Regions from separate parts of the Mus musculus genome. Here region 2 is linked to region 1. A link is a loop called in an ENCODE intact Hi-C map of the cell type or tissue named here. Cell type or tissue: gastrocnemius. All regions are shown on one strand. Each heading gives the region's core, and the rest is flanking DNA. Links, peaks and the distances in the headings are about the cores only.

Region 1 (15,705 bases), core at 3,154-11,153:
CTATCTACTATAAAATAATTCATCACAACACAAAACAACTATTAGATACTTGTCAAGATAAATCCTATGACACAGTCTCCAAGTGATGGAAAAATTACCAAAAAGTATTGGAAAACTTAGATGTATAACCTGACTGGCCAACATTCTTCCTGCATCTGAAGAAGCTAAAGGTTATAAACACAACCGTAAATATATTTTAACAACTTGAGCTGTGACTTTAAAGATGGCTGGAAAAAATGCTTCTTTGCCTTGGTCCTTCCACAACAACCAAGAGCCAAACGCTTCTGAAGTACGACAAATGATCATTCTAATTAAACTGATCAAACACATAGCGGGGCTGCTTAGTGGTATAATGTCCTTAAGAGGATTAGCCAAACAATTCCAGAAATCCACAAATCCACCATGTCTGTTAATAAATTAGTGCTTCAATAAGCCACCCCATGTAACTCCCATTTGTCAAGTTACAGACTTGAAAGGGACCTGGACACATATACTGACGACACTATCTACTGGTTTTGTTTCATTTTTAACTCTGTACAGCGCGCTTTGATGGAAAGAGGATTAAATATGCCCACTCTGCCCATTTGCCCCTTTGTCGTCAACACTCTATATGTTCTTTGTAGTAAATTTTCACTTGTTTGCTTTCACAGAAGCTTTGGTGTTTCGAGTTCCTGGCTTGGTAGTTTATCTAGAACAGTTACAAGAAGGCCAAGACTTACTAGAAAATGAAGATATCAAGTTCAAACTGGTAATAGTCAAACTTTTAAAACCAAGTCTCTGGGTGGAATTAATAATACCTTAAGCAACTCGGAAGAAAAGACAGAGATAGCAACAGAAACTATGAAGAGTGAAAAACTAAGAGAAAAAAGCATCAGTGGGCCATAAGGGGTTGGGGAGGGGGGACTCCAGCAGCCTAACAGGAAAGTAAGTGTCGACTCTAACACAGACAAGGTGAAGAAAGAAAGGAAGAGAAACAATGTGAATAAACAATGACCAAAAAAAAAATCCCAATCCCTATAGCCACCCACACTGCATGTATGTGTTACAAGTGCATTTAGATTCTCTACACAGAAAAAGAAACGATTCCACACAGAAGCAAGGACCTGCACAAAGGAAATGGCGGGTGCTGTAAATGGTAAATACAATCGTAGATATATAAATAAGTAGTTTTCCATTTCTATTTTAAATAACCTTAAAAGATAACAGATGTTTCAAAGGGAAAGCAGCAACAATGCTGGGAGTAAAATTAAACACATAATAACAACAGCACAGAGGTCAGGAGGGGAGATGCCTTGCTCCACTCCAAGCTCCCAATCGCAGACACAGGTGCTTCAGCAGCACACTGGAGCGGCTGGATTAATAGCTCTAATCCACACTCTGCTCAGGCTATGCCATTCTCAAAGGGATCTCTACCTGTATCTGCCTATTATGTGACCTGATTTTAAAGCTAATGTCACATCTGAGAAAGCACTAGTATTGCAGCAACTCAGCACATGTGGGACCAGCCGTGAGCTCAGACACACATCTCTGAATAGAAAGAATGTCATCCGTCTCTGTCAGCATATACCTGCAAAACAAACCTCCTGGGCCCCGCAAGCCAGGTCACAATCCTTTAGAAGCCAGGTGTGCCCTGGTCAGTGCAACTGGTGGTTTGGCACCAGTTTGGACACCTACCCCATTCTGTACTTCCATTTCCCTAATTTCAATGTGAGTAAGGCGAACCAAATGGCATTGAGGTCCTCACACAACCTGGGCAATGCTGGAAAGACAAATATTAAGTCTTACACACTGAGATTTGTAGAGAGAATAGCTTGTGTGTCGTATGGGTGCATCATCTGTCAATTAAAAAGCCCATGGCCTGTGGCTTAGGCAGAAAATAGAGGTGGGACATCCAGGAGAAGAAAGAATTCTGGCATTGCGGGGGAGGGGATTCACCGGGAAGATGTGACAAGACGGACAGACAGATGCATGGTACCTGAGCACAGGTAACCAGTACAGATTGTAGGCTAGACTAAATGGGATATTTCAAGTTATATCTGTTCAGAGAAGAGCCTAGCTATAGGGCCAAGGTATTTGTAAATATATTTTGAGTCTAAGTTTTATTGCTGGGAGCATGGAGCTGGGAAGAAGAACTGGAGCTTAACTCAACAGAGATCCTAAGAAAATGTGGTGACAGATACTTGGGTCATCTGCTTGTCACAAAACAGTCTCAGCGTTATCCCCAGGGAAGCATTATTTTGAAGGCTGGCTCCTCTTCTCCGTGTAAGTTGTCATTCTGAGCTCATTTTGCGAGAATCAGCTGTCTAACAATTCCCAACACTGTTATCCAATATTTTCTTTAGGATACTAACCAGGACTCTAAACTATCTTTAAGTCGGAAAGGCGAATTAAGCTACACTTCTCAAAAGTCTGTTCAGTGACAGTGGTAAGATCAGACATTTTAGCTGCACTTCAGTGGAATTCTGAATAAACCCAGTTATTACAGAAAGTTCACAGACCTTAAACCTATAAACAATTTTCAAAGAACAACCCCACTAGGCAGCACTCCCCTGGCACCCTCAAAATGAGATTGATAACATCCTGTTGGTAAGATGGTCACCACATCAATGCTAGCAAACGACAGTGAGAAAAGGTTATAACATGACTTCTAGGCAGCTTTTAAAATAATCTAAAGGGACTGGAGAGATGGCTCCGAGGTTAAGAGCACACAGTGCTCTTGCAGAGAACCTGGGTTCAGTTCCCAGCAACCACACTGTTCACATCCATTGTAACTTCTAGGGGATCTGGAGCCTCCTGCGACCTCTGCATGCATGCAGTACACACACCTACACTCAGGCGCACACACAGCCACATCAAATAATTTTGAAAAAGTTGTATGTGTCTGAGGAAACAGATTTCTACTTGAATTTAACTGAAGCCATCAATTTTGCAGAGAAGTGTCAAATAGCCTATTTTCCACCAAGAAGAAGCTGTTAGAGTTTTAGTACCTGCAGATTAAAGAAATGTATTTAACCTTTGTTAACCTTCCTGCTGCCTTGAAAAGTGGAGTTCTTAAACTTTGTCATTTCCCACCGGCTGGTCAGCTCACAAAGAATAATTAGACATTTTCTTCAAAGAACCTTTTCTCAACCTTTTAGGAGACATTTCTCACAGGAAGAAAGAGAAATAGCTGCCAGCTGCCCAGGGGTGAAAATTCTGAGGCTAGACACGCAATGCTGCTTTATAGCACTATGTGTTTTTATTAAAGTTTAAGGGAACTTTCAGGATTCCAAAGATTTTTGCTTTAATTCTGTGTTTCCAAACACTAAAGTGTAAACACAAATAAAACAAAGCAATAATTAGCATTTCTAACAGCAGACAATGTACAGAGTAATTTATGTAACTCAATTAACAATAATTATATATTGAAGAACGCTTACTGAATGCCCCAGCGTGTGACAGGCGACGTGAAAGTGGGAGTGAAGAATACGAACAGATAAAAGTTTCTAGCTCTAGAGAAAGCCTTTAAATGCACTAGTTTGAGGGTTTTTTTAATTGGGGGAATTCAAATACAGTCTTTACATTTATGAGACCCCCCACCTCCATTGAGGTGCTCCACATCTTTTGAGCAGTTATTCACATGTTTCTAAAAGATGAACTCTCAGTATTTCTGGAAGCCAGAGAACCTCAGGGTGCAGCCCAAACCTAGACAAAAAAAATCAGTCTACTTCCTTGGTGGGGGTGGGTAGAGAGACTCAGAAACCACTTAGCAGTAAATGAAGTGTCTTCAAAAGAAATATTAATGGAGCAAAGGCATTCACACCCTCTCACAAGTTCCCCCTGACCTATACACCACACACACCATGGCATGTGTGCATGTGTGCAATGCACATATGCACAAACGCTCTAAATAACAAACGATTAAATTTTTTAAAGATTTATTTATTATTATACATAAGTACACTGCAGCTGTCTTCAGATGTGCCAGAAGAGGGCATCAAATCTCATTATGGGTGGTTGTGAGCCACCATGTGGTTGCTGGGATTTGAACTCAGGACCTTCGGAAGAGCGGTCAAGTGTTCCTATCCGCTGAGCCATCTCACCAGCCCATGATTAAATTTTTTAAAAGAAATATCAAATGCCTGGAAATGTAAATGTCTAGAACGTGGGAGGAAGACAAAAGACAAGGAAAAAGAAAGGGAACTTTTATTTGCTTAAATTAGAATTTTAATGGTGAAATACAACAATGGATGCTGGTTCTAGATATGGCACATGGAAGCACCAGTGTGGGTTAAGGAAACTGAGTTTTATGCTCTTGGTTTACTCACAACAGGGATTGCGAATTTGGTTCACATTTTACTGCTGACCAGATAGCTTTGTACTCAGAGCACAGCAAGGCCCAGGCTCAGCATCTACAGTGTATGGTGGACACATGCTGTCCCCACTTCCTTTCAAGATAAAAAGGACCATAAAACTGTCATTAAGTAATTGTCAATGAAGACCAACAATGTTCTAAATAGTAACTGACTTAGGTAAAGTTTAACTTGAAGACAATTTGCTACTTGACTATTTACCCTTTAAAAAGAAGACTGAATTCTCAATGGTCATGTTAGTTGTTATATCTTTGGGGTGCCATTTCTACAGCAATGAGATATACTGCTGGTAGCACTGCTGAGACTCCCAGTGAGACAGAGGAACCTAGAACTCTTATCCCAACTCCAGAGATAAGCCCTGGTAGTGTACCCATATTAGAGACAGATAAACTACTTTGGGCAAGTTCTTTAACCTCTTTGCCTCCGAGTGTTCTTGCCCTTACAATGGAGCTAAAAAAAACCACTGACCATTAATTGACTATCCACCAAGCACACAAAACAATGTCTAGCGCATGAGCTGTGTGTGAACCCATGACGCCTGTGTTCTGACAGTTCACATGACAGTTCTTTATATCAGGAAATCATGAACACTATTAGGGAGACTAGAAAAAAATATGTTAGAATTATCTGACAGACTATTCTGCAGTGGATACATAACAAAGATCTTAAAGAATTGATATTCCCTTGATTTAGCAAGTCTAGGGCATAGCAGAGGTCTTCTAGACAAACATCTATATACAGGGCCAGTCATCAAGTTGCCATAATTCCAAGAAAAAAGCCTAAGTGTTCAACTAAAATTCAGTTAAGCATGACTGTGCTCAAAAGAACATGAGCTGGGCAGTGGTGGCGCACACCTTTAATCCCAGCACTTGGGAGGCAGAGGCAGGGCTACAGAGAGAAACCCTGTCTTAAAAAAAAAAAAAAAAAAAAAAAAAAACCTATGGGTAAGCGGAGAATGGTGGTCATTAGTCCCAGCACTGAGGGAGGCAGAGGCAGCCAGATCTCTGTGAGTTCAAGGCTAGCCTGGTCTACATGGTGATTTCCAGGCCAGCCAAGGCTACATAGTAACACCCTGTTTCAAGAAAATAATAATAATAATAAAGCAAACTATGAGTAGCAGTATTGGGGAGATGGAGCAGTCAATAGCATGTCTGCCATGCAAGCCTGAAGATCTGAGTTCAAATCCCAGTACACACACAAAAGCCAGGAGAGGTGGCGCCAGGCTGTTACCCTAGCACCCAGGGATGGGATTAGAAAGAGGCAGACCCCATCTTGGTCTGTGAGTTCCAGGTTCAGTGAGAGACTCCATCTCAAAAATCAATAAAGTAGGTGGTGAGTGACAGGGAAAGCTCTTGGCGTCCACCTCTGACCTCCACATCTGCATACACATGCAGGGTCACCCCACAACACATGCCTGTACACAGCCATATACTACACACATCATTTTTTTAAAATATGTTATGACTAGCATATGGTTCCTCAGGGAAATTAAACATAAAACTACCATGTGATTTCACCCCTGGCCAACACACCTAGAGGAACTAAGGGGGCATGTCCTTATTTTATGCAGCAATACTCTCCATAGCTCTGAAATCAGGCTAGGCGATCACTTCCAGATACATGGACAATGGAAGCCCAGCCAGCCTAAGGGAGAGGGAGATTACCTCACCTGCAGAACGGTGGGTGTGTCTGGAGATTGTAATAGTAAATGATAATAGAAATAGAAAAGCAAGGTAATAGAAAGTAAGGTAAGCTAGACCCAGAAAGATAAGTACACAAATGATGCACGCTTTTCTCATGTGCAAATCCTTAACTCTGTATATAAATCATTGTATATGTGTGTGTGTGTGTTCATATATGCGCACCCACACACACACACACACACATATGAGAGAGAGAATTAGAAAAGGGAGTGTTTAGGGGAGTGGGGTGGGGAGTGGTGTTTAGGGAAAGGGGAAGAGAACCCAAGAGGGTGAATATGGTCAAAGTACATGGTGTACATGAACAAAAACGTCTCTATTAAGCCTATCGCTATGTGTAATCAATGCATGCTAATAAAAATGTAAGCCAATAAAATGGCAACAAAGAAATTCTCAAAACAATTATTTTGTCTATAGAGACAGTAGGAGGATAAGGAGTTGGCGCAGGTTAAGAAGGGGACAGGGAGGGACAGCACAGTTCTTTAGGTTAACACAACCGTCCTGTCCCCTCCCACAGTGGTAAGCTCCCATCATTACAGAGCTGCACAACGCAACAGGTGTACACTGAGAAGACTAACACCGTGTGTCAGCTGTGGACTTTGGATCATGACGTGTCCACAGAGTCCACTGACTGGAACCAACACCCAGCCAGCAGCCGCAAGAGCGCATGTGCGTGCGTGTTACAACTTCGCGCTCTCTACTTGATTTTGCTATGAAGTTAACATTGCTCCAAAGAAAAAGGTCTATGTTTTAAGTTCTTAAAATTAACAACACTGGCAGGACAGTGTGACTATGCCTTTAATGCCAGCACCCGAGAGGCAGAGGCAGGTGGATCTCTGAGTTAGAGGCCAGCCTGGTCTACACAGGGAAACAAACAGAACAAATAAAGACAAAACAGAAAAATTACAAGTACAATTTGGAAAACACCTGCAGGTCAGACTCAATTTTTAACTACACTTTTACAATACAAGCAATACAAGAGACTTGAAAATATACTTTTCCGCATTTTTATATTCTTGTATTACGGTCTTGTATCACTCTGAAGTTCAAAAGAGGCTTAAGTTATAACTTACTGGTAGACTGTGTGCTTAACATATCTGACCTACCGGTTCAATTATCGAGGCTAGTTAATTAATTAATTAATTAGTTAATTAACTACATGGGTGGGGCGGGGGGGTATTTAAAAGCAAATCAAGCCAATCCAAGCAGGAGTCAGTGACACACATCTATAATTCCAACTTTAGGATAGGGCCTGAGTCAAGAGAATATACTGCCAAAAGCCAGCCTGAGCTACATAGCAGGACTCTATCTCTGAAAAAAACAAACAAATATACAAACCCCACAAAGGTAAGGGACATAGCTCAGTGGTACAGTAGTTGCCTAGGGCATGCAAGGCCCTGAGTTCAATCCCTAGCTTGCCAGCGAATAAAATAGCAACACACATAAAGCCAAGAGACAGCTTCTGGACTTGCAAAACAGTATCCAATTTTCAAAACCAGAGGAGCACAGAGCGCAGGAGGTCAGAGGGTATAGGGGACAACAGTGTCACCATGTCACCTCGAGACCCCAATCACACCAGGAACTGGGGATTTCCAGCTTTGATTTTCCTCTTATGACAAGACAGACTAACTTGCAAAGAACCAGAAGAGTAAAATATGTATGTATATATAGAAATTTAAGAAAAATCAGAGTGTAATACAATTGTAATTTACTTTTGATTTCCATGTTCTTTCTAAGATCTACAGTATCAGTAAAGAAAGGTTTCACCTCACATCTGTAATCAATGAACAAAACACTTCAGGGGAGGAAAATGTAGAATCCCAGCAGGGTGGCACACCTCTGTAATCCCCCCACTCCCCCACCCCACCCCCACCCCCGCACTCAGGAGGCAGAGGCAGGAAGAGCAGCAGTTTAAGGCCAGCCTTGGCTACAGAGTGAACTGGAGGCCAGCCTAGGCTACGTAAGCATAAAATATCAACTACAAAAACTAGTTCATCTAATGTAAATATAGCCTTCTGTGGTGCCTCATATTCTGCCTCTTCCGAGAGGCACTCTACTGTCTGCTCATTTCTAACAAGGAAACAGGATCTGAGAGATCGCTGACCCGGGCTCGATTACTTTGCAAAGGTAAGCTGGGAATAAAACTTGGGTATCCACACTGCTCATTCCAGGGCTCTTCCTATCAAATATGCACTGCTTTGCTGAAAAGGGTCTACACTGGCAATACTTCCTAAGAGCCTATTTCCACAGAGGAATACACTGAAAGAAACTGATGGACTGGCACAGTGAACGCAGTTTAGCATGACACTGTGCTCACCTGAATTCAACACACGCTAGAGAATCTGTTAACAAAATGTAGTTACATGAAACCTGCTCTCAAAATTCCACTAGGAAATAGATGTTCCGTAATGAAAGCTAAGGATTGCATACATCCTGAAATTTCTCCAGGCTGGAAAGGTAAATGGAAGTCCTTCAGCTTCTTCCACCAGTCTTTCACAAAAGCAAGCCTTCGGAGGTCACTACACTGCCCTCTCTTCAGGGGCAGGCACTTCTCTGGCCTTTCCCACTCACTTCTCCCGACTCTTGCTCTTCAAGTTCCCCAACTTTAACACCTAAGGCTTCCCATCATCCAACAATGCTGCACCAAGCCTGCTGAATCCTCTGCCCCTCACCAATCAGTTCTAAATAAACTTGTATGAAAGGAACAGAAAGACACGTACATACAGAGAATGTCTTCAGAGCAGAAATGTGCATATTATTTACCCAATATATTTGGATGCATAGCTAGTTCTAACTTCATGACTAGAGTATTTTATTTCTCTTTGGAAAACATTTTTCAGCGTGGCAGCTGTGATAAACCCCATGTTTTTCCATTTTTTCGGTATATGTAACTCATAACTCTTCGCATTATTGCCAATGAGATTCCTGCCAGCACACGGCTATTCTTCTTCTAAGATGAACAGATCTACGAATAGACTTTGTACTACCTCTCTGTGCTGGGCTGTACCTTGATAGCTGGCACTTTTAGCAGGTGTGAGGACAAGGGCATGATGACATAATCACTCTTAAGTACATGGCTATAAGAGAGTAGAACCCAGCAAAAACTTAGCAAGTATTACCAAAAAAAAAAAAAACAACCCAGGGAATGTTTACAGGGATGGAGAGAGTTAGGAAAGGGCCAGTGATGGCCAGAAATGCATCCCAGAACCAAAGACAATTAAAACCTACAGATTCCGCTAGAGGAGGAAACCCGCCCTCTGGGGGAGGGGTTACAGGTGATAAAGACATTAACAGACAGCATCCACGGTCTCTTTTTTTCTACAATGGCTACACAGAATCTGGCAGAGCAACTGTTGTCTCACTCTCTGCGCCCTCCCAGCCCCAGGCTTCTACCATTAATGCCTTCCACATTCTTCCTTATTCCCATGCATACCTGGGTCCCACTCCATGTTCTGTGAGTCTCTCTCCAGTGAGACCAGCTAGCTGGGAGTGCCATAATGAAAGCAAGGGAACTCTAGAGAACCAAGATGTGTTAATCCGTTCCAAAGGACAAATGCTTCGGGTGTCGTCCTATGTGGACCTCTAGCCCGTCAGGTTAGCAGTAACAGTGACTGCTTATGGAAATAAGCATGTGCTTCTAGCAACTGACTGACCCCGATGTTACAAAAAGTTCCATGGCTGACAACTACTCAACAAAACTGATCAGTGTGAAAGGTGCCCTAGAAACTTTTTCAGTTGAATAGACAACGAATTCTTGCACTTAATAATCTAATAGGGCACAGCAAGAAAATAAGTGTCCTTTCATATTCACCCCAACACCATAGTTTTCTTTTCAAGAGGCAATTGTCGTTTTGAGTTTTTTTGTTTGTTTGTATTTTATGGAACAGCCTGTGCAGTTACAAGAGAAAGTGCGCTTGAGTTCATATTTAACATGAAAAGTCATTTTCCAGTATTTAACATGAACAGTCACGTTCTAACCTGTGCCCTGATCTGTTCTGTTCTTCCAGCCAAGAGATCTTCGCACACCAACACTGCGCTGGGTGGTTTTGCATTTTCAATAGCAATCTAATTTTGTTTCTGTTTCCAAATTATTTAGTCAGTTCAGGGTAACTTTTAATGCTCCTTCCTTAATCAATGCTAAAATAAACTTCTATGCAAATTCATCCTGCAAAGTATATTAATAGAGAAACCCCTTGAGGTCCCTAGAGTAAATTTTTAACTTGGGTAGTTAATGCGAAATGATAGTATCCATAGATGCCACATCTGCCATCTTGCTCACCTAACTCTAATGCATGATGCTCACTGGTTACTGAAAGCCTTGCCACCATAATGCATGAAAAAGATCATGATGTTTGCCAATACAAGGAATTCAGTATTGTAAGCTCGAATTTCTCTCCTCATGAAGTAAGCACGATTTTGTATTTATGTGCCACTTCTAATTAATTTTCTGTGGAATGAATGGTTTGTTCATTTCCTTTACCCCTTCTTTACTGGTTATCAGTCATCTTCTCTTCTTGATACATAGGAGCTCTCTGGACATTAAGAATGTTGTGAACAATCTCTAATGCGATAAATTTTATCTTCTGCCTGATATGTGTGATCTTTCCTAGATGGAGGTAAAGCTGTTTTGTTGTTTTGTTTTGTTTAAATCTTTTTTATTTTTTCGGCTTCCAAGATATTTAAAGTCTTTATTTTAATGGAGAGCCAAGTGGTTTCCAAAATACCTGATCTACATAGCTTCTGGGGTCCCTACTTTGATTTCCTCTGTTGGCCCATTCTGAAAGTGAAAGACAGGTGAGGCCGGAGTCTCCCCCACCCCCTTCTGCTGACCTTCCACTTCACTATCACTATCTGCTCCTCTTGGACTCAACTCTGTCCTCCTCCCCTGTGTTCCTAGGGGACTTTTTTTTTTTTTTTTTTAACATGAGCCCTACATTTTTGCTTGGCCTACCTTGCAGATTGTTTCTCTCTCTCTCCCCAACCTGCCCCCCCCCGTGTGTGTGTGTGTTGCCTCAATTTGAAACTTACTGAGATCAAAAAGAATATATTAATGCCTTTTCACAATCCACATGCCATTCAAACTGTGCCACTCTTTCTATTCCTGGGAAATTATACAATAAACCCTGTTCAGATGTGCTGCCTGCTGGGGTGAGAATATGCAAAAGCTTGTCTAGCTGCTATGGATAAACAGAAAGCAAAAATATGAACATAATTTAAAATAAGTCCAGACTTTTAACTTCATCTCCAGAAATAACACATGACACAATATATTTACTTTACTGTTCCTTTAGCTACTTAGGTATCGAGTATACTTATTACATATGATACTAATTTATAAGAATGAGCTGAGGATGTAGCTCAATGGTAGACCACTCATGTAGCATACCAAAAAAAAAAAAAAAATCCCATGTTCTGTCCCCAACATCGTAATATAAATAAGTAAATAAATCTTATCTCTAGTTTAGGGCAAGTAGTTTAGCACCTACAGCGGGAAATTGAGGCCAAGTTTATTTTTAGATTGACTTCTGAAAAAAAAAAGATTCTAAAAATAAATGGGTGTTATTTTTCCTTCTGCTTGTGCAGGTTTGAAGGGGTGAATAGGCCTGTCTCAAGAGTTATAGGAAGGGTACCTCTATAAAGGCAAGACAAAACCTACATGTTCAGGTCCTATTCCTGACCCAAGTGCAGCTGACTTTCTCTGTTAGCATAAAGAAAGAGGATGTCAAGGAAAGGAAACAGAGTAGCCAGTTCCGGAGGATTTAACTTTCCTCTGTGCCCTCCCACTACTGAACAAACCACAGGGCTATAGTTGTCCAAAAAAGTAAACTCTCGGAGCTGGAGAGACGACTCAGTAGTTAAGCGCACATACTGCTCTCGCAGAGGACCCTGGCTCCGTTCTCAGCACTCACATGATGAACAACCATAACTCCAGCTTCAGAGGATTTCATGCCTCTTTCTGTGGTGCGCATCATGCATGCAGGCAAAGTACTCATACATAGAGGATAAAATAAATAAATCCTTTTTTTAAAAAAAAGAGTAAACACTAAAAACTATATACACACGTTTTCATTTTCTAGTCAGAAAAGAGAAAAAGCAAGAGAGGGGGGATATATAAATACATGAATATGCATCACAAGAAAGATTAAAATCTCAGTCCTGGATCACTTTCTCATTCATCTACCCTTATGGTTCCTTAAGTAAAGGGCAGGCTTTACCTCCTCTTCCCACGATCAGAATTCAGTTACTTGTCAAATCTTCTCAGTGTTATCTGCAGGGCCCACGGGGTTAAATGTGGGCCTCCTTCTCTTAACCTGGAAATCAGAGGTGCCAATAGAATGGCTTTTGATTGGGTGTTGCTTTCGGTTTGGTTTTGTCTTTGCACACCACTAAAGACAGACTCAAGCATGGCAGACAAGGACTCTACCAACCCAGCTGCAGTCCTGACCCCCCCACCCCCACCCCCACCCCACCCCACCCCAGTACAGATCATGTTTAAATCCCTTTCGGCTTGAAAATCTATGAGCCAACTTACCATGAGTCATTCAAGCATCAACAAAAACATGACCATTTCTACTGCCTGAATATTTTCTTCATATATTTGAAAAAAAAAAAAACATCAAAAGGCACATGTTCTAGTTAGCTTTAACTGTCAGTGTGTATAAGTCTCAACTGAGGAACTACCTAGATCAGCCAACCTGTGTGAGAGTGTCTTGATTTTTAATTGATGGAAGAGGGCCCAGACCACTGCAGGCAGCACCATCCCTAGACAGATGGTCCTAGGCTGTATAAGAACAAGCTGGGCATAGTCTTGTGAGTGAGCTAGCATGCAGTGCTTCTCCATGTTCTCTGCTCCAAGCTCCTGCCTGAGTTCCTACTCTGACTTTCCTCTATGATGGACTGTGTGACTTGGAATTAGAACCCAAATGAACCCTTTCCTCCTGTAAGTTGTTTTTCATCCATGGTGCTTGTCACCTCACTATGCAGCCAAAACGACAATATGTACTACTATTCCTTATTAATAAAAACCTGAGCTAGGAGTGGCTCTAGCCCCATTATTCATACAGCGGAGACAGAGGATCTTGAGTCTGAGGTCAGCTTGGGCCACATAATTAGTTCAAGGCCAGCCTGAACTACATAGGGAGAATCTGTCAAAACAGAAATAGAGCAAAGGAACAAATAAAAAGTTCCTTGTCTCCAAAGGGGAGCACAGAGACTCTGTTAGAATGACAGAGCTAGAGAGGGCTGTACATTTATTTATCAAGGAGGTATAATGAGACAATAGAAGCCCATGTGCGTATGCTTGACAACATTCAATCAGAAACATTAGGAGAGCAAACCCAAAGGTCCCTATCCCTCAGGCCCACTACATTATCTGTGCCCTTGGAAAGTGACTGTTAGCATCCTTGCTCCAGGTAAGTGGTGGCTTAGAACCCAACCCTCACATTGCATACTGTGGATGATTTGCTCTTCCCACCTCATCCACCCCATCCTTCTCCTTCTCCTGCAAGCCCAGGACTCCCTCAACTCTGTAGCTCAATGCCGCCTTCCACATGGACACACTACTGTATCTTAATCAAGATGTTATTGGTTTATGTTCCATCCGTAAGTAAGCAATACAGATGAGTCTTCTGTACTGCTCCTCTGATGACGTCTCCGTACTCATTGAGATACATTGCAGGGGTCCATCCTTCAGTGCAGGATCCTCACCACCCCTGGGAGCGCCAAAGCCTATGTGTTCAAACAGAAGTTGATAGGAACTAACTCTGTAATTCACATCTGAAATCCACTGTAGCTTCTCCAGTTCCCTCACTTAGATATCTCAGACTCTTTCCTCTCTTCCTTACCTAAGATCACATCACAAGCCCTGGTTTGTCTTCTCAGTGATTTAAAATGAACTCTTCCTCATTTTCTCCAAACTTGAGAACTCTCGGATAACCAGGGTTCCTGCCTTGGATCTCTCTTCCTACCTTCTTTGTACCCATCATCCCCTGGACATCTGGAGTGATTTGTCTGTTGGGAAATTGCCAGTGCCTGCCTCCGCCATGGTCATACATTCCCTCAGTTCCAAGTAGCCCTCCTCCTCCCAGCATGACCATCCCTGCCCATGCTTCCTGCCAACATTCTTCACCAACTCTTGGCAATTCATGCTTCTACACAGGGGCAGCTTCTTGTCCTTCAAATGACACCTCTTGTGACAGCTCCAATGACCTTGTTTTCATTCTTTCCCTGAGAATTTTAAAATACCATCATTGGTTCCTTGCAAGATGCACTGTTTTTCTTTTCAAAAATACAACAATTATCTATACAAAACCCACCAGTCCTATGTAAGATCACTATGTGCAACTTATATCCACCTGTGGTCATCTCCCTGATCCACCTAAAAGACAACTGCACATTTTTTTTAACATTTATTTATTTGGGGACATACATGCCACAGCTTGAGTAGAGAGGTCAATAGACACCCTGTGGGAGCCAGTTCTTTCCTACCACCATATGGATTCCAGGGATCAAATTCAGGTCATCAGGTTTGCAACTGCCTTCACCTGCCGAGCCACCTGGCTGGCCCTATCCCAAGCTTCATGCTCACCACACTGCTTTTCTTAAAACAATAAAAATAAAAAGTGTATTTTAGAACATGTATGTTTAAAAAAATGTTTGCTTTTGTAGTTGCTTATCTGTGTCAGCTTGTTTCCTTGGCTCCCCTGAGTAAACTAAGACAACAGTCTTAGAAGACACAATGTGGCAATATTTAGTAACTCAAACACTCACAGAACTCTACAGTCCAGCAATTCGATCCCTTGGTATCTGCACCGGGAGAAATGTTTACACCTGTGCCTAAGGAAATATTTTTGCGATTTTTTTTTTTCAAAAGGAAGTGGCTGCGGCTGAGAACAGAGAAACACTGTTTGAGGACACAGATGGAATATTGTACAGCAATAGAAGTCAATTAGCTACTGCTACATACAACATGAGGATACAGTGATGAGTAAGGGAACTTAAAAAAAACACAGGAACAAAGGGATAGTGGTAAACTTTTTACTCTAAGATTTTTATTTGTTTTGGGGTTTTCTTTTTGGGTTTTTTTGGGGGGGGGTTAGGATTTTTTGTTTTGGCTCCCCTCCCCCCCAGACAGGGTTTCTCTGTATAGCCCTGGCTGTCCTGGAACTCACTTTGTAGACCAGGCTGGCCTCAAACTCAGAAATCTACCTGCCTCTGCCTCCCAAGTGCTGGGATTAAAGGCATGCGCCACCGAGGCCCAGCTAAGATTTTTAAAGTATAAATATGACTTAACTTTTACAGTAAACAAAAATTTTTCCTGCTTTCAACAATTTATACCTTGTCTTTCTTAAAGCAGTTATAACCTTACAAGGGCTGGCACATTCCACATCTCCCACAGAACCTAGACTAGTGTCTTCAACAAAGTAGGAACTTAATGAGGAATTACCAACTGAATGATCTCAGACTGCTAGTTAGCCAAGTATTGTAATAAAAGGAAACCTCTGTAGTCTTCTTGACTTCATGAGAGATCACATGAAGCTTTTGTCTACTTATAATTTACATAATCCATCTATAGGGCCACTACAGACCTCTCACCCAAAAGAACATTTAATCTTGGAAGGACTCTGTGTTTCTTACCAAAGTTAACTTAAATA
Region 2 (15,705 bases), core at 2,625-10,624, 50 kb before region 1:
CTGTCCCAGGCTGGCCTTGAACTCAGAGATCTGTGATTTTATCTCCAGGGATTAAAGGTGTGTACCACCGTGCCTGTATCTAAATTTAGCTGAGTGGGATCTTGGCCCAAAGTTCCACTCCCTAAATTTATCTCCTTAAACACAGGATTCGGCTCCATTTCACTTCCTGCTGCCCCTTTAATACTCAAACCATATATTTTCTATTTTTCCTTTCTAAGCTTGCTATGCTTGTTTAAAGTCCTCTTCATGACACTTAACCAAAAAACAAAGTCTATGGATGGGCATTTCTGAGGCTTCCTTTGTCAATGCAAATTAATCTGAGTCTCCTCACCTTAGCTTCAGGCAGACTCTTCAGACAAGGGCAAAAAGCAGCCACATTCCTCAACAAAATACCATAAAAACAGTCTCTAGGCCACATTCTAAAATTCTTCTCTACTGAAACCTCTTGGGCCAGGTCTGCATAGTTCAAATCAACTCAGCAGCAAAGTCTTCCATTTTCCCACTAGGATAGCTCAACTTAAAGCAATTCACCCCTTTCCAAAGTCCCCTGATCCACATTCCTCCAAACAAATGCATGGTCAGGCCTATCCCAGCAATACCCCAGTCCCTGGTACCAACTTGTCTTAGTCAGGGATTCTATTCCTGCACAAAACATCCTGACCAAGAAGCAAGTTGGGGAGGAAAGGGTTTATTCAGATTACAGTTCCACATTGCTGTGCATCACCAAAGAAAGTCAGGACTGGAATTCAAGCAACCCAGTAAGTAACATCCCTCCATGGCCTCTGCATCAGCTCTTGCTTCCTGACCTGTCTGGACCAACCAGCTCTCAATGCATTCATATTTCATTTCTCTTCAAGTGTTTGAATAACGGCTATCGGCTATCGTGAGCTCAGGGTTAAAGGCCAATGCAATGGTGAACATGACACACGTGGCCCAAACTTTTCAAAGCACAGACAGGCTTCAGGGCCAGGGAAGGAAACAGACATTAGATGATGACTGTTAGACTGTTAGTTAACTTTGCCCAGGGATGAGAAGGTGAACACCAGTCATCTTAGCATATGTGGATTCATATGCTGAGATCTGGGGAAGCCAGCGAACCGGATTACTCTATTAACAACTGTTCTGTAGTTTCCTGCATCCTGCAACACCTCCCTTCGTACTTCCTGCCTTGCTCTGTGGAAACGGCATTTCAAATGAAAGCAGCCGGAGGAACAGGTCTTCCTCAGGTAAAAGCAGGAACTGGGAGGCATTTCACACAAGGAGAAGGAGAAGACCTGCGCAAGGGGATGCCTAGCCCAGTTAATCAAAGGCCTGAGAGGAGGACTGGGAGACAGAAGCCTCCATGGCAGGGTAGGGATTTCTGGTTTTTGCTCAGGATCGTCGGAAGTCACTGGAAGGTTGTTAATAGGGTAGGAAGCTGAGATCTGTTTCTTTAAGGATGACGGTGGCGGGATACCATAGAGGTGCGGCTGGAATGTTAGCAGTCATTGTGAAGAACTGTGGCATCATCTATGAGCAAAATGTTGGAGGTAGAGTTATCTATCAGAAGATATGAACAGATGATAAGGAAAGGGGTTTGCTAAAGGTGACCCCCAGCTTTTTGCAACTCCAGAGAGATGTCATGAGGATCAAATGCCAGTGTGCAGAGGTATACTGAAGACAGACCATCCCCAATCATATTAAGAGATTAGTATCTAATTGTTACAGGTAGAGAAAACACATTTTCTGCAAAAGGTAGCTTTGGTTCATGGTGGACAAATGCACAGCACGCAGGGGCTGGAGCAGTGCCTTGCATCGTGACGTCTAAATGCACGGTGACTTAAACAAAGCACAGTTTTCCTCTCTATGAAGCGTTTTATGCCTTACACCAGGACACAACAAGAACAGCACACGCTCCAGGGCCTAGGCTCCCCGTCTCAGAAGACCGCTAACAAATAGCAGAGTTCAGATGCACGCACAGCGTTAACAGCACACTCAAACTAGAATGGCGTTACAAGCATGTGCCCTGTGTATTCGTTACCTTTACGATTCTGTGACAAGTACTTGAGAGAATCAACGTACACAGATGAAAACTTTATTTTGGCTCACGGTTTCAAAGGTGTAGGGCTGAGGCTATTTAATACGATCGCTTTGGTACAGGGCTAGCCAGATGCGTCACACAGGGAGTGCACAGTAGGAAAGATGTCTTCTCCTTGTGGCAGTTAGGCTGCAGGGAGAAGGACTGAAGAGGTTAAGATTCCAACACGCCTTCAAAGGCATACCCTGAGACCTAACTCCTGTCATAGGATTCTTCTAGTAGAGGATCCACCACCCTACTCTCATGTCATTAACACTGTCAGATCCAAACTATAACAATGAATGTCACTGCCCACCCCCCCTTGAATTAAGAAGGAAAAAAAAAAGATAAATCATCTTCCACGAACCTTCAGACACTAGGGTCTAGAAAAGGCATCTAGAGATAATCAAGAAGTACCTCCATGCTGAATGAGGCCATTGTTCTGCTCCCTAACTGCTCTGGGGCCTTGGAAATGCACTAGCAGTGGGGATCATGTAAGGTCTCTGCTGTCAAACCCACCGCGTCCATCCCTTCACACCAGGACTCCTGTTACCACCAGAGTACCGGAAATCCTAAAATCCCAACACATCTTACTGTGGCTGTTCCAGCCCCACTCCCCCCTTCAGCCCAAATCATCCTGTTTCAGCGATGATAGAGAGACTCTAGCTTAGCACATTGTTGGGGGAGGTAATGCATATGGAGGGGATCTTATTACCAAAGCAGTAAAATTATTTTTGCTATTCTGTGCGGTGCAGTAAGACTCATACATTTTAAACAACCTACATAAGTTCCTTTTTCCATCAGAGGCGAGCCTCGGTAGTGATTTAAAATTAAACTGTTAACCAAGTGTCAGGAATCATGAAATAAGAGGAAGGGAGGCTCCTTGTGAATGGCAAACACCGGGCTATTTAGAACCACTCAAAACTGGAAAAGCCTCGGGTGGCAGCACCTTCTACGCCAGCTTTGCCAAGAAAGCCACCTACTGCTACCTTTAAGAGTCGAGGAGGAATGTCAGAAAGTGGTATTTATAGTCGCTTTACAAAGAGACACTTAGTCATTCATGAAAACACATTAGGGTTCTAACGTGTACCATTCACAATCCTAGGAATCAGGGGTATGGTGTTAAATATAACAGACTTGACCTTGAACGTGTGGACTTACAGTCTGATGAAAAAAGACAGATCTAAAACCTAGGCATATCTGCATGGGATTAAATGTCAGAAGGAGAAGAACAGTCTCAGGAGAAAGAAATGAAAGGGATTTGACTTCGGTGAGTGGAAGCACTCGGCTTCTCGAGAAGCCGCACTTAAGTAGGGCAGAAAGACGGGTGGGAGCGGGTCTGTGCAGCGGGAGGGGTGGGCACGGAAGTGACCGTCTGGAGACCTGAAGTGTTTTTTTGTTTTTGTTTTTTTGTTTTTTGTTTGTTTGTTTGTTTGTTTTTTTGTCTAAGTGCCGTGGAAGGCAGGGACTGACTGTGATCAAGGCAGAGATGGGATGGAGGTCTGAACAGAGAGCATGATGACCGTGGAAGCCAGAGAGGGAGGACTCTGCGATGTGTTCTGAGTTGAACAGACTGAGCTGTCTCATGCAAGTGGGAAGTGCCGTGAGAAAGTGGGCATCAAAGAGGCCCTGAGCTCCTCTGGAGCGGGGATTGAACGGAGGTGCCGTGTAAAAGAACAGCAGGACACACTGGTGTAGCTGACGAGTACAGGATCAAAAGATTGGATTTGAGTAGAGAGCTAAAAAGTTAAAAATAAAAAAAATTTTTTTTTTTAATGTTAAAGATGCCTTTGAGACTTCCAGACAAAAATGCCGAGTAAGTGGTGGGGGTGGGGGGGTGGGGGGAGAGAGAGAGAGAGAGAGAGAGAGAGAGAGAGAATATTATGAGTCCTCTGTTATTCTGCACTACAGATCCTAGAGGAACTGAAGGCTGGCCTGCCTCTTTTGAAGGTGAGGCTTTCCTATTCTCTCTACTCCCAAGCTAGGCAGCAGCGGCAAGGTGAGAAGAAAACACAGGTATCTTCTAAAAGCATCAAAGAAGGCTCAGACTGAACTCAGGAAAACTACACTAGGAGGAAGTAGAGAAGTCAGCTACAAGCCAACTCCAGCTACCGTACACCTCATCCATCTTAACATTAGGTAGAGTTATATAAACACACCCATTCTCTAGAGGTCAGCCATTCACAGCGCTCCTCCCCACCCTCTGAGTCTCACCCCCTTTCTGACCCCTTCTACAATGTTCTCTGAGCCTTGGCAGGATGGAGTAATACAGATGTAATACAGATGTCCCACTTAAGACTGAGCACTCAATGGGCACTTGATCCCAGCACTTCAACCAGTTACGATGCCTCTGCGGTAACCTCTGTAGATTGGGAACAGCACTAATCTGTGGCCATAGCTCTAAGGTTCTATTTGCACAGATTGCATCTGTTCTTTCATGGACTCCTTGTAATTTTAACTGTATATATATATATATATATATATATATATATATATATATATATATATATATATATATATATAAAATATGTATATTTTATATGTGTATGTATATATACATACACATATAAAATATATGTGTATGTATATATACATACACATATATTTTATAAAAACACATATTTTATAAAATATGTGTTTGACAGGTGTGTGTGTATGTGTGCATACCACAGAAAGCATGTGTGTCAGAGGACAACCTAGGGTGTTGACTGTTGCCCTCCATCTCGCTTGAAACATGATCCTTTGCTGTATACTGCTGTGTATACCAGGCACGCTGGCCTTTAAGTTTCAGGCCCCTCTCTGGTCTCCACCTCCCATCCTACCACATAGCACTGGGATTGCAGACTCACTGAACCACGTCCATCTGGCTTTACATGGATGCTGGACATCCAGACTCAAGTCTCTACATTTGCGTGGCTAACGTTTTACCCACTGAGCCATCTCCTCGGCCGTTTCTGTTTTGATTAAACCAAAATGTCATGATTCAAAAAAAAAAAAAATCCTTTACTCACTGAAAACTTTCACAACTTAATAAGCAAAAACAACAGAGGCAGGATCTCCACGCTGACTTCTGCAGGGCGATACTTAGCACTCCGGAGGCTGCCAACTTCAGGATGACATCATGCACATCTGCTGATTCAGAGGGAAAGGGGAGAAATAGGAGGCAGCGACCTGGAGCCAAGTAAGATGTGGGAACTGCCATCACATTTTGCTGGAATGGAGGCTGCTGAGCTGAGACTTGCACAGTAACTGTCGCTGGCGCCTAGTGAGGGATTTTTGGGCTAGGGTGGGGGGTGTTGTATTTGTTGATGTTTGGTTTTTGAAAGGCAGAAGTTTAGCTGGGGGGGGGGGGAGAGGACAACTAGGCCCAAGCAGTCCCTTTTCCTGTTGCTGTATATATTTTCCTTTTTTTTTTTTCATGTGCATACCACCATATTTTTCTGTGTGTTCCTACTACCATCTCCCCTCCATTCCCCTCCCACTGGTCCTCCCTGCAGATCTATTTTTTAAACGTAATTCTGTTGTTTTACCTATTCACTTTCCATCCCGCTCAATGCCCCTTCCCACCATCCCCTCCCACAATCCTTCTCCCACCACCCTCCCCTTCTCCCCTGATTGGGGGGGGGGGGGCTGGGTTTCCCGCCACTCCGCACTTCAAACATACTTCCTCATTCACATTTGCCCAACACAAACATATTTTCCTTTTATTAAAAATAGGATTTTTTTCTCGAAAAACCAAAAAAAAAAAAAAAAAAAGGATTTTTTTCCTCACATATATATCCAGATTATGGTCTCCCCTTGGTCTATTCCCAGTTCTTCCCTACCTGCCCTCCATCTGGATCCATCCTTTCTGACTCTCATTAGAAAACAAATAGGCTTCTGAGAGATAGTAACAAAATATAATAAGACAAAACAAAAACACACCAGAATTGGGACAAAGCAAATAAAGAGAAGGAAAAGAGCCCCAGAGAAGAATAAGAAGCAAAGACCAAACACTCTGGAATTCCATAAAGACACTGACCTGGAAGTCATAATCTACACAAGGTACCCATGGGATAAAAGAGAGATGAAAAAACAGGGAATAAAAATGAAAAACGGTAAGATGATATTTTTAAAAAGGAAAAGCCCCAACATGACATCGTGATACGACAACTGTCCAAAGACACCACTGAGTCCCCTTTCTCAGTGGTTAGTATCTTCGACTGGAGGCTAGTGGCCTACCCTGAAGGGTAGTTTGCATTTCCAGTGAGACTCTCTTGAAGGAAACTAAATGTTCATTTGCAAGTGGTTATCAGTTGGAAATTGCTTCTGGGTTAGAAATGGGGGGACAGGGGAGGGAACGTGTCCACTTCTCTTCCCAGCTCTGGGGCCCCACTGGAACTGACCCGAGTAGGCCCTGTGCCGGCCGCCACCATCTTTGTAGGTTCATATGTGGATTAATCGTGTTGGTTTAGAGGGCCTTGTTTCCTTGCTGTCCTCCATTCTGTTCTTTCGCCTCCCCTTCTGCAAGGATTCTTGAGCCCTGGGGGGAGGAATTGGATGGAGACACCCCATTTAGAGCTAAGTGTTCCAAGGTAGCATAGTCTCTGCATAATGTCTGGCTCTGGGCCTCTCTGTATTTGTTCCCATCTGGTGCAGGCAGAAGCTTCTCTGATGATGGCTGAGTCAGGCACTGATCTGTGAGTATAGCAGAATGTCATTTGGAGTCATTTTATTGCTGTGATTTTTTATTATTATTATTAAGAACAGTAAAATTTGGTTTTACTCTAGGTCCCTGGGATATCAATCGCTGGAGTTTGGTCACCCAAGCAGAGTCATCTTGGGTTCCGTCTCTTGGAGTAGGCCTTAAGTCAAATCAGATATTGGTTACTTAGTACCACAAACTTTTGGCCACCACTACCCTAATATATCTTGCAGACAGGACAACACTGTAGGTTGAAGGGTTTATAGCTGGTTTGGTTTATGATTCTCCTTTGGTAGTGTACAGAGATCCTTCCTGTACCAAAGATACTAGAACATAGGAGTTGTCATAGTTAGGGTTATTACTGCTGTAATGAAACATCATCACCCAAAGCATGTTGGGGAGGAAAGGGCTCATTTTGCTCAGAGTTCTATATAATAGTTCATCATCAAATGTAGTGAGGGCAGGAACTCACACAGGGCGGGACCCTGGAGGCAGAAGATAATGCTGTGGTCATGGAGGGGTACTGCTTACTGGCTTGCTCAGCCTGCTTTCTTATCAAACCCAGGACCACCAGCCCAGGGATGGCACCACCCACAATGGCCTGAGCCCTCTCTCATCAATCACTAATTAAGAAAATGCCCTCCATACATCTTATGGAGGTATTTTCTCAATTCAGGTTCTCTCTTTCAGGTAACTCTGGCTTGTGTCAAACTGACACACAACTATCCAACACAACTGACCCCTGTTAGCTTGACACACAAACACATCCCTGTTAAACCATAGCATTTCCTTTTTCGTGTCCATCCATCCAAATCACACATGAATAACACTTCAATATAAAATATTTTACAACCTTAAAAGTTCCCACATTCTTTAAAAATTCAAACACTTGAAATGTCTCTTTAAAAATTTAGTCTCTTTTTAAAACCTAAAATCTCTTTTAAAATTCAGTCTCTCTACTGTGGGCTTCTGTAAAATAAATGAAATACTTCCTTACTTCAAGAGGAAAGGCACAGTCACAATCAGATGGAAGCAATGTCCAACTATCTGGGATTCACTCATGCTCTTCTGGGCTCCTCCCAAGGGCTTGGGTCACTTCTCCAGCTCCACCCTCTGCAGCACACACAGCTTGTCTTCTAACCTAAGGCAGGGTCCACTCCACAGCTGCTCATCTTGGTGGTTGTCCCATAGTACTGGCATCTCCAAAATGCTGGGGTCTTCTGCTGTAGCTAGGCTGTACTTCATCAATAGCCTCTCCAAGGCTCTCTTCATGGTGTCAAGCTTCAACTTCTCTGTATGACCCCTTCAGGCCTGGGTCTTTCAATAGCTACTAAGGCTACACCTTCACCAATGGCCTTTCCTGGCCTCTCACAGTGCTGAGCCTCAGATGTTCTCCATGGCTCCACCATGCCTTCAAAACCAGTACCACTTGAGTGACTCTTAGACTTCCATGTTTGGCTGCCAGCTTGGAACACAGCATCTGTGTGTTGACTCTTGAGAAACACTTCTCAGAAGATTTAACCTCAATGATGCTGGTTTCTTCTTAATCACCATGAATTTCCAAGCCCTAGCTAGCCAGAATCAATTGTCTCAGTAACACAAGGGTTCCACTTTTATCTCCAGCTGACCAGATTAGTCACACAAAAGCCAAGGTACTTTGCTTCCTTCTGAAATTTCACAAGACAGACCTCCATCTTCTGCACCGCTCTCTCAACCTTAGCTTTCAAGCTCCTACATAATAGCTCACTGAGCTCTCAACACTTAATGACTTTTTCTAGCCCAAAGTTCCAAAGTCCTTCCACAGTTCTCCCCCAAAACAACATGGTTGGGTCTGTCACAACAATACTCTGGTACCAACTTATCCTAGTGTTTCTATCGCTGTGATGAAACATCATGACCAAAATACAACATGGGAAGGAAAGGGTTTGTCGTATACTTCCACTTGTACCACAACACTGAAGGAAGTCGGGACAGGAACTCAAACAGGGCCAGAACCTGAAGACAGGAGGTGATGCAGAGGCCGTGGAGCTGGTTTGCACCCCATGGATTGTTCAGCCTGCTTTCTTATAGAACCCAGGATCACCAGCCCAAAGTGGCACCACCCACAATGGGTTGGGCCCTTGTCTATCAATCACTCATTAAGAATATGCCAGATCTTATGGAGGCATTTTCTCATTGAAGTTCTCCCCTTTTAGATAACTCCAGCTCGTGTCAAGCTGACATAAAACTATCCAACACAGGACTGAAAACTCTATGTAGGCACCAGATGTATTTCTGTTCAGTGAGTTGTGTAAGTGCTGTTTGCAGCAATGGGGCCTTGCTGTCAGGTTGTACAGAGCAAACTTTAGTCTTGGCAACAGCCAGGGTCATTCGGTGGTTCCCATGGGACCCCCTCAAGTCAACAATTCAATTAAATGTAACCCAATTCTGGTACTGGAAGCTTCATTTGGTGACAAGAGATGTCCAGTTGGGGCTCTATCTCCCACATTATTTGGTGGTATCATTTAGATTGCTTTCATATATGTATATATTTTAGGATGCTTCATAATGTTAACTGTCTCTCCACATTTTACCCCTTTTGTCTCTTCTCCCTTTATCTCGGATTTGATCCATCCATTCCAGTTCCTGCTTCAGCCCCCATGTCCACCCATACTGATCTATTCCACTTCCCTTTCCTAGGGTGATCTCTTTGTTCCCCCTACTCCCTTACACTAACTTAACCTCAATACTTCTATGGAATGCAGTTTTATGACCACTGACTTAACAGCTAATATCCACATAGTAAGTGAATATATACCATATTTGTCTTTCTGGGTCTGGGATACCTCACTCAGGATGATTTCTAATTCCATCCATTTGCCTGTGAATTTCATGATTTCATTTTTTGAGTAGTACTCTACTGTGTACAATTTTACAGTTCTTTATTGGTTCTTCTGTTGAGAGACATCTAGGTTGTTTCCAACTTCTGGCTATTAAAAATAGAGCAGCAATGAACATGGCTGAGCAAGTGACTCTATGGTAGAATGAAGTGTCCTTTGGGTATCTATCTAAGAGTGGTATAGGTGGATCTTGAGGTAGGTCAAATCCCATCCCCCTGAGGAAGTGCCACACTGATTTCCATAGTGGCTGTATAAGCTGACACTCCCACCAGCAACGAATGAGTGTGCCCCTTACTCCACATCCTCACTAGCGTGAGCTGTCACTGATAATATTGATCTCGGCCACATGGACCAGTGCTAAGATGAATTCTCAAGGTTACTTTGATTTGCATTTCTGTGATGCTTTAGGATGTTGAATATTGAAGTGTTTCTCAGCCATGTGACTTCATCTTTTGAGAATTCTCTGTTTAGATCTGTACCCCCATTTTTAAGTGGCTTGGGTTTTTTGATATTTAATTTTTTTGAGTTCTTTATATATTTTGCATATTGTCTCTCTATTGGATATGTAGTAGGTATTTCCCATTTTGAAGGTTGTCCATTTGCTCAGATGATGGTGTTCTTTGCTGTGCGGAAGCTTTTCATTTTCATGAGGTCTCATTATCAATTTTTGAGCTTTGTGCCTGTGCTAACAATGTTCTGTTCAGAAAGTCCTTTCCTGTGCCAATGAGGTCAAGCCCATTCCCAATGCTCTCTTTTAACAAATGCAGGGTATCTAGCCTTATGTTGAGGTCCTTGATCCATTTGGAGTTGAGTTTGGTGCAAGGTGATAAATATGGATCTATTTGCATTTTTCTCTTTTTTTCCCCCAATTTATTTTATTTACATGAGTACATCGCAGCTGTCTTCAGACAAGCCAGAAGAGGGCATCAGATCCCATTACAGATGGTTGTGAGCCACCATGTGGTTGCTGAGAATTTAACTCAGGTCCTTTGGAAGAGCAGTCAGTGCTCTTAACTACTGAGCCATCTCTCCAGCCCTATCTGCATTTTTCTACATGCAGCCGTCCAATATGACCAACACCATTTGTTGAAGACACTTTTTTCCAATGTGTATTTCTGGCTTCCTTATAAAACACCAGGTGTTTATAGGTGTGTGGATTTATGTCTGGGTCTCCGATTCTATTCCATTGATTGACATTTCTGCTTTTGTACCAATACGATTCTGTTTTTATTACTATAGCTCTGTAGTACAACTTGAAGTCTGGGATAGTGATACCTCCTGCAGTTCTTTTTATTATTTGTGAATTTTTAAAACCTATCTTGGGTTTTACCTAACCACATGAATCTAAAAAATTGTCCTTTCAAAAAAATTTTTACCATACAAGTCTTAAACTTGCTTGGTTAGAGTTACCCCAAGATATTTTCTATTACTTGAGGCTATTGATTTCTTTCTTATTTGTCACTTGTATATATGAGGGCTACTATTTGTGTGTGTGTGTGTGTGTGTGTGTGTGTGTGTGTGTGTGTGTGTGTGTGTGTTAATCTTGTATCCAGCTACTTTGCTGGAGGCATACGTCAGCTATAGAAATTCCCTCCTGCCATTTGTAATCACTTATGTATACTATCATATCATCAAAGAGACTTTGACTTCTTCCTATCCAATTTGTATCCTCTTGATCTTCTTTAGTTGTCTTATTTTTCTAAGACTTCAAGTACTAGACTGAATAGGTATGGAGAGAGTGGATAATACCTTGTTCCTGATTTTAATGAAATTGTTTTTGAGTTTCTTTCCATTTAAGTTGATGTTGGCTATCGCTTGCTGTAAACTGTCTTTATTGTGCTTGTATCCTTCATCTCTCCAGGACTTTCATCAGGAAAGGGTGTGAGATTTTTACCAAAGGCCTTTTGTGCCTCTAGTGAGATGATCATGTGTTTTATTTTCTTTCAATTTGCTTCTATGCTGGTTTACATTTATTGATTTTTGTACATTGAATCAGCCCTTCATCTCTGGGATGAAGCCTACTTGATCATGGTGGGTGGTCTTTTTGATGTGCTCTTGGGTTTGGCTTGCAAGCTTTTTTTGTTTTGTTTTGGAGAAATTGTTGCATCTATGTACATAAGAGAAATTGGCCTGTAATTCTCTTTGTTAGGTCTTGATTTGGGAATCAGGGCTTCTGTAGCCTCATAAAACAAAGTGTGCAATGTTTTTTTTTTCTGTTTCTATTTTGTGAAATAATGAAGAATATTGCCATTAACTCTTCTTTGAAAGTCTAGTGAAATTTTGTGATAAAATCATGTGCCTCTGGAATTTTTTGAGGAGGTAAGAGGAGACTTTTAATGAGTGCTTTTATTTCACTGGGTATTACAGGTCTGTTTAAATGGCTTAACTTTAACTCAACTTAACTTTAAGAAGTGGTATGTGTGTAATGAGCAAAGTATCCATATCTGATTTTCCAATTTGGTGGAATACAGATTTTTAATGTATATCCTTATAGTTCCAATGTCCTTTCTATTTTTATATATTTTAATATTTATATTTCGTTTTATTTAAAGTACAATTTAGATATGATTTATATTTATTAAATATTAAAATTGTTTTTATTTAAATTAAATATTTAAGCTATATTTTAAAATATTATTGTATTTTAAAGATATGTCTTTATGGGTTTCCTTAGTGTCTGTTGTTATGTTCTCCTTTCATTCCCAGTTTTTTATTAATTTGAACCTTCTCTCTCCTCCTTTAGGTAATTTGGATAAGAGTTTATCAATCTTACTGATTTTCTCAAAGAATCGGTTTTTGTTTCATTGATACTTTGTGTTTTGCTGTTGTTATTTGTATGTTTCTATTTTATTAATTTCTGAATTTGATTATTTCTTGCTGTCTATTTCTTCTGGGTATGATTTCCTTTTTTGCTTTAGAGCTTTCAGGTGTACAGTTAAGTTATTGGTATCTGATATCTCCATTTTTCTTGCCTCTTAGATCCACCTTCATTTGCCCCATAAGTTTGGGAATGTAGTGTACTCATTTTCATTCAATTTCAGAATGTCTTCAATTTGTTTATTAGTTTCTGTTTTGACCCATTTTCTTTTTTTAAAAATGGTTTTAGAGCTTTATTGTATAAAGGCAGGGAGAAAGAGAGAAGGTAGAAAGAGAGAGAGAGAGGCTGGCCATGGCCATGTGGAGAGAGGGGGGAAGGGAGAGAGAGAAGGAGGGCTAGAGGTGAGAGTAAGAAAGGTGAGAGCTTAAAGAGCAACCCATTTTCTTCAGTAGTGAATTCTTCAGTTTCCACAAGTTTGTAAGCTTTCTATTGTTGTTAATATCCAGCTTTAATCCATGTTGGTCATATAGGATGCAGGGTGCTATTTTACTTTTCTTATATCTCTTGAGATTTGCTTTGTTCCAAGTATGTGGTCAAGTTTAGAGAAAGTTCCAATGGATGCTGAGAAGAGCATGCATTCTCTTTGGTGGCTGGGCCCATCTGGCTTATAAGATAGTTAGCTACAGCATATCTCTGTTTAGTTTTTGTCGAGATGTCCTGTCTATTGGTGAGGGTGAGTATTGCAGTCACTCACTATCACTGTGTGTGTCAATATAGGATTTTAGCTGTAGTAGAGATGGTAAGATTGCAATGTCCTCTTGGTGATTTTTTTCCTTTGATGAATATGTAATATCCTTCTCTCTCTTGTCTCATTAGTTTTGGTTAGAAGTCTATTTTGTCTGATATTAAATGGCTTCATTTAATAGATACACCAGCTTGCTACTTAGGTCAATTGCTTTGGAATCATTTTTTTTTCCATCTATTTTGGTGATGTCTATCCTTGAATGTTAAGGTGTGTTTCTTGGATCCAGAAGAAGGATGGATCCTGTTTTCACATCCATGCTGTTAATCTGTGTCTTTTTATTGGGAAATTGATGCCACTGATGTTGAGAGATATTAATGAGCAGTGTTGTTGTAGTGTTGTGTGTGTGCAAGTTTCTCCTCTTTTGATTTGCTGGTTTATTTATTTCCTGTGTTTCCTTGAGTGTGGTTAACCTCTTTAGAGTTTGCCTTCTGTTACTTTCTGTATTTGTAGATAGATAATGTTTAAATTTGATTTTATCGTGAAATATTTTATTTTCCCCATCTATGATGATTGAAAGTTCTGCTGGGTATAATAGCCAGTGTTGGCATCTCTGATCTCTAAGAGTCTGCAGAACATCTGTCCAGGCCTTTCTGGCTTGTAGAGTCTCCATTGAGAAGTCTAGTATATCTGTCTGTATGTGTTACTTGGTTTTTTTCCCGTGCAGTTTTTAATATTCTTTCTTTGTTCTGTATGTTTCTTGTTTTAATTATTATGTGCCAAGGGGAGTTTCTTTTCTGGTCCAGTCTATTTGGTGTTCCATAAGCTTCTTATGCCATGATCATCATCTCCTTCTTTAGGTTAGGGAAATATTCTTCTATCATTTTGTTGAAAATATCTTCTGTGCCTTTGAGTTGAATTTCTTTTTCTTCATTTGTTCCTATTATTTTTTGACTTTTTGTCTTTTCTTGGTTTCATAGATTGCGTGGTTGCTTTTCTTTCCTTCCTTCTTTTCTTTCTTTCTTTTCTTTTCTTTTTTTTTTTTTTTTTTAGATTTAACATTTTCTTCAACCAATGTATCCATTTCTTCTATTGTGGTTTCAATGCCTAAGATGCTCTCTTTCGTTTCTTGTATACTGCTGGTGAGGTTTGTCTCTCAAGTTCCTAAATTTTACATTTCCAGAATGCCCTTAATTTAACATTTCTTTATTGCTTCTATTTCTACTTTCAGGTCTTGAACTGTTTTACTATTTTCCTTCCACTGTTTATGTTTTCATGTATTTCTTTAAGAGATTTATTCATTTCCTCTTTAGAAACATCTATCATATTTATAGAAGTTATTTATGGCCTTTTTCTCATGCTTCAGCTATGCTGCAATACTCAGGGCCTTGTGTGGTAGTGTCATTGGGCTCTAGTGGAGACATGTTGTCTTGGTTGTTATTCTGTTTTGACAATGGTATTAGGCATTTGTTTGGGAATATTGTTCTTCTAGGTGCTGCTATCTTCTCTTGTCTTTGTTGGATGCCATTTTGTTTCCTGATTTCTGTTGCCCATTCTGGTTCTTTGGAGAGTGTAGTGGCTATGTGTTGTCAGGTAAGAAATTCTTCTGGGATCCTGATAGGTGTGACCATTGGGGGCTCCACGCAAAATGTTTTTCTAGCTATTAGGAGCTGACATTTAGGAATGGGACTGGGGTGGGGCCTCCTGAAAGGGGGGGGGGTGGAGACTATAGGAAGGAGGCATCCAGGGTGTTCCAGCAGCACTATGGCAAAGAATGAAAAGAGGCCACAGGTAGTCTGCTACAGCACTAGGGATGAGACTAGGGGAGTTGACATGGAGGAACTGAGGGAGAGGGAAGATCTACAGTTAGCCTACTTTCTTCCCTGGACAGAGTGGCCTGCAGAATCCCAGGGAATGCCTGCTGGAGTTGAGGCCTGGGATAAAGCAATGAATGGGGGGAAATAAGTTTGGAGGGGAAGGTCTATGTGGTCCACTGTAGAAACATGTGGTGGAGTTAGGCTTCAGCAGGTATTCTGCTACAGACCTGGGAATAAGTCTGGGGGGTTGAATTTGGAAGACCTTGGAAATGGATTAAGGTCTACAGTTAGCCTACCTACTTCTCTAGCTAGAGTGCCCTCTAGATTCCAAGGGAGGGCCTAAGATACACTTTTTAATTATTCTTACACTTTGTCCAAGCAACCATTTAAACTTAATACAGCTTCAAATATTTTTAAGATGCAACGTACAGTGTTTTAAATAGCCAGTATATGTGTTTCTCATGCCTTTCTACCATGAACACGAGTATATGAGGAGTATTAGCACACACTAAGTATCAATGAAAATGAATTAAATATTTAATCCTGTCACACATGGGTTTTTTGGTTATTTTGTTTGGTTGGTTTGGTTTTTTGTGTAGCCCTGACTGTCCAGGAACTCACTTTGTAGACCAGGCTGGACTTGAACTCAGAAATCTGCCTGCATCTGTCTCCTAAATGCTAGGATTAAGTCATGCATATTTTCACACAA

The links. A loop is a pair of places that touch in the nucleus more often than their neighbours do. Peaks named below come from ENCODE experiments on the same cell type or tissue, not always from the same donor. Only the 100,000 strongest peaks of a DNase experiment are listed, where the experiment ranks them.
Region 2: it touches region 1 in a loop (2.2-fold over the local background); 3 of 42 quality-filtered maps call a loop at or near these places.

Annotation. Positions count from the first base shown.
Region 1 is chr2:76,408,589-76,424,293 of GRCm38, reverse strand. All of the region lies in intron 1 of Osbpl6 (oxysterol binding protein-like 6), which reads right to left. Gm52557 (a long non-coding RNA gene) reads left to right here. Exons shown (of 3, transcript XR_003954042.1): 2 at 651-748; 3 at 6,570-13,467. Among named protein-coding and RNA genes, the nearest start is that of Osbpl6, 9.9 kb to the right of the region's middle. In gastrocnemius, for the core only: no CTCF peak of the experiment used is centred there; no DNase peak of the experiment used is centred there; H3K4me3 peaks cover 107 bases; H3K27ac peaks cover 2,329 bases.
Region 2 is chr2:76,457,876-76,473,580 of GRCm38, reverse strand. The region is part of intron 1 of Osbpl6 (oxysterol binding protein-like 6); the gene reads right to left. Among named protein-coding and RNA genes, the nearest start is that of Gm52557, 34 kb to the right of the region's middle. In gastrocnemius, for the core only: no CTCF peak of the experiment used is centred there; no DNase peak of the experiment used is centred there; H3K4me3 peaks cover 330 bases; H3K27ac peaks cover 293 bases.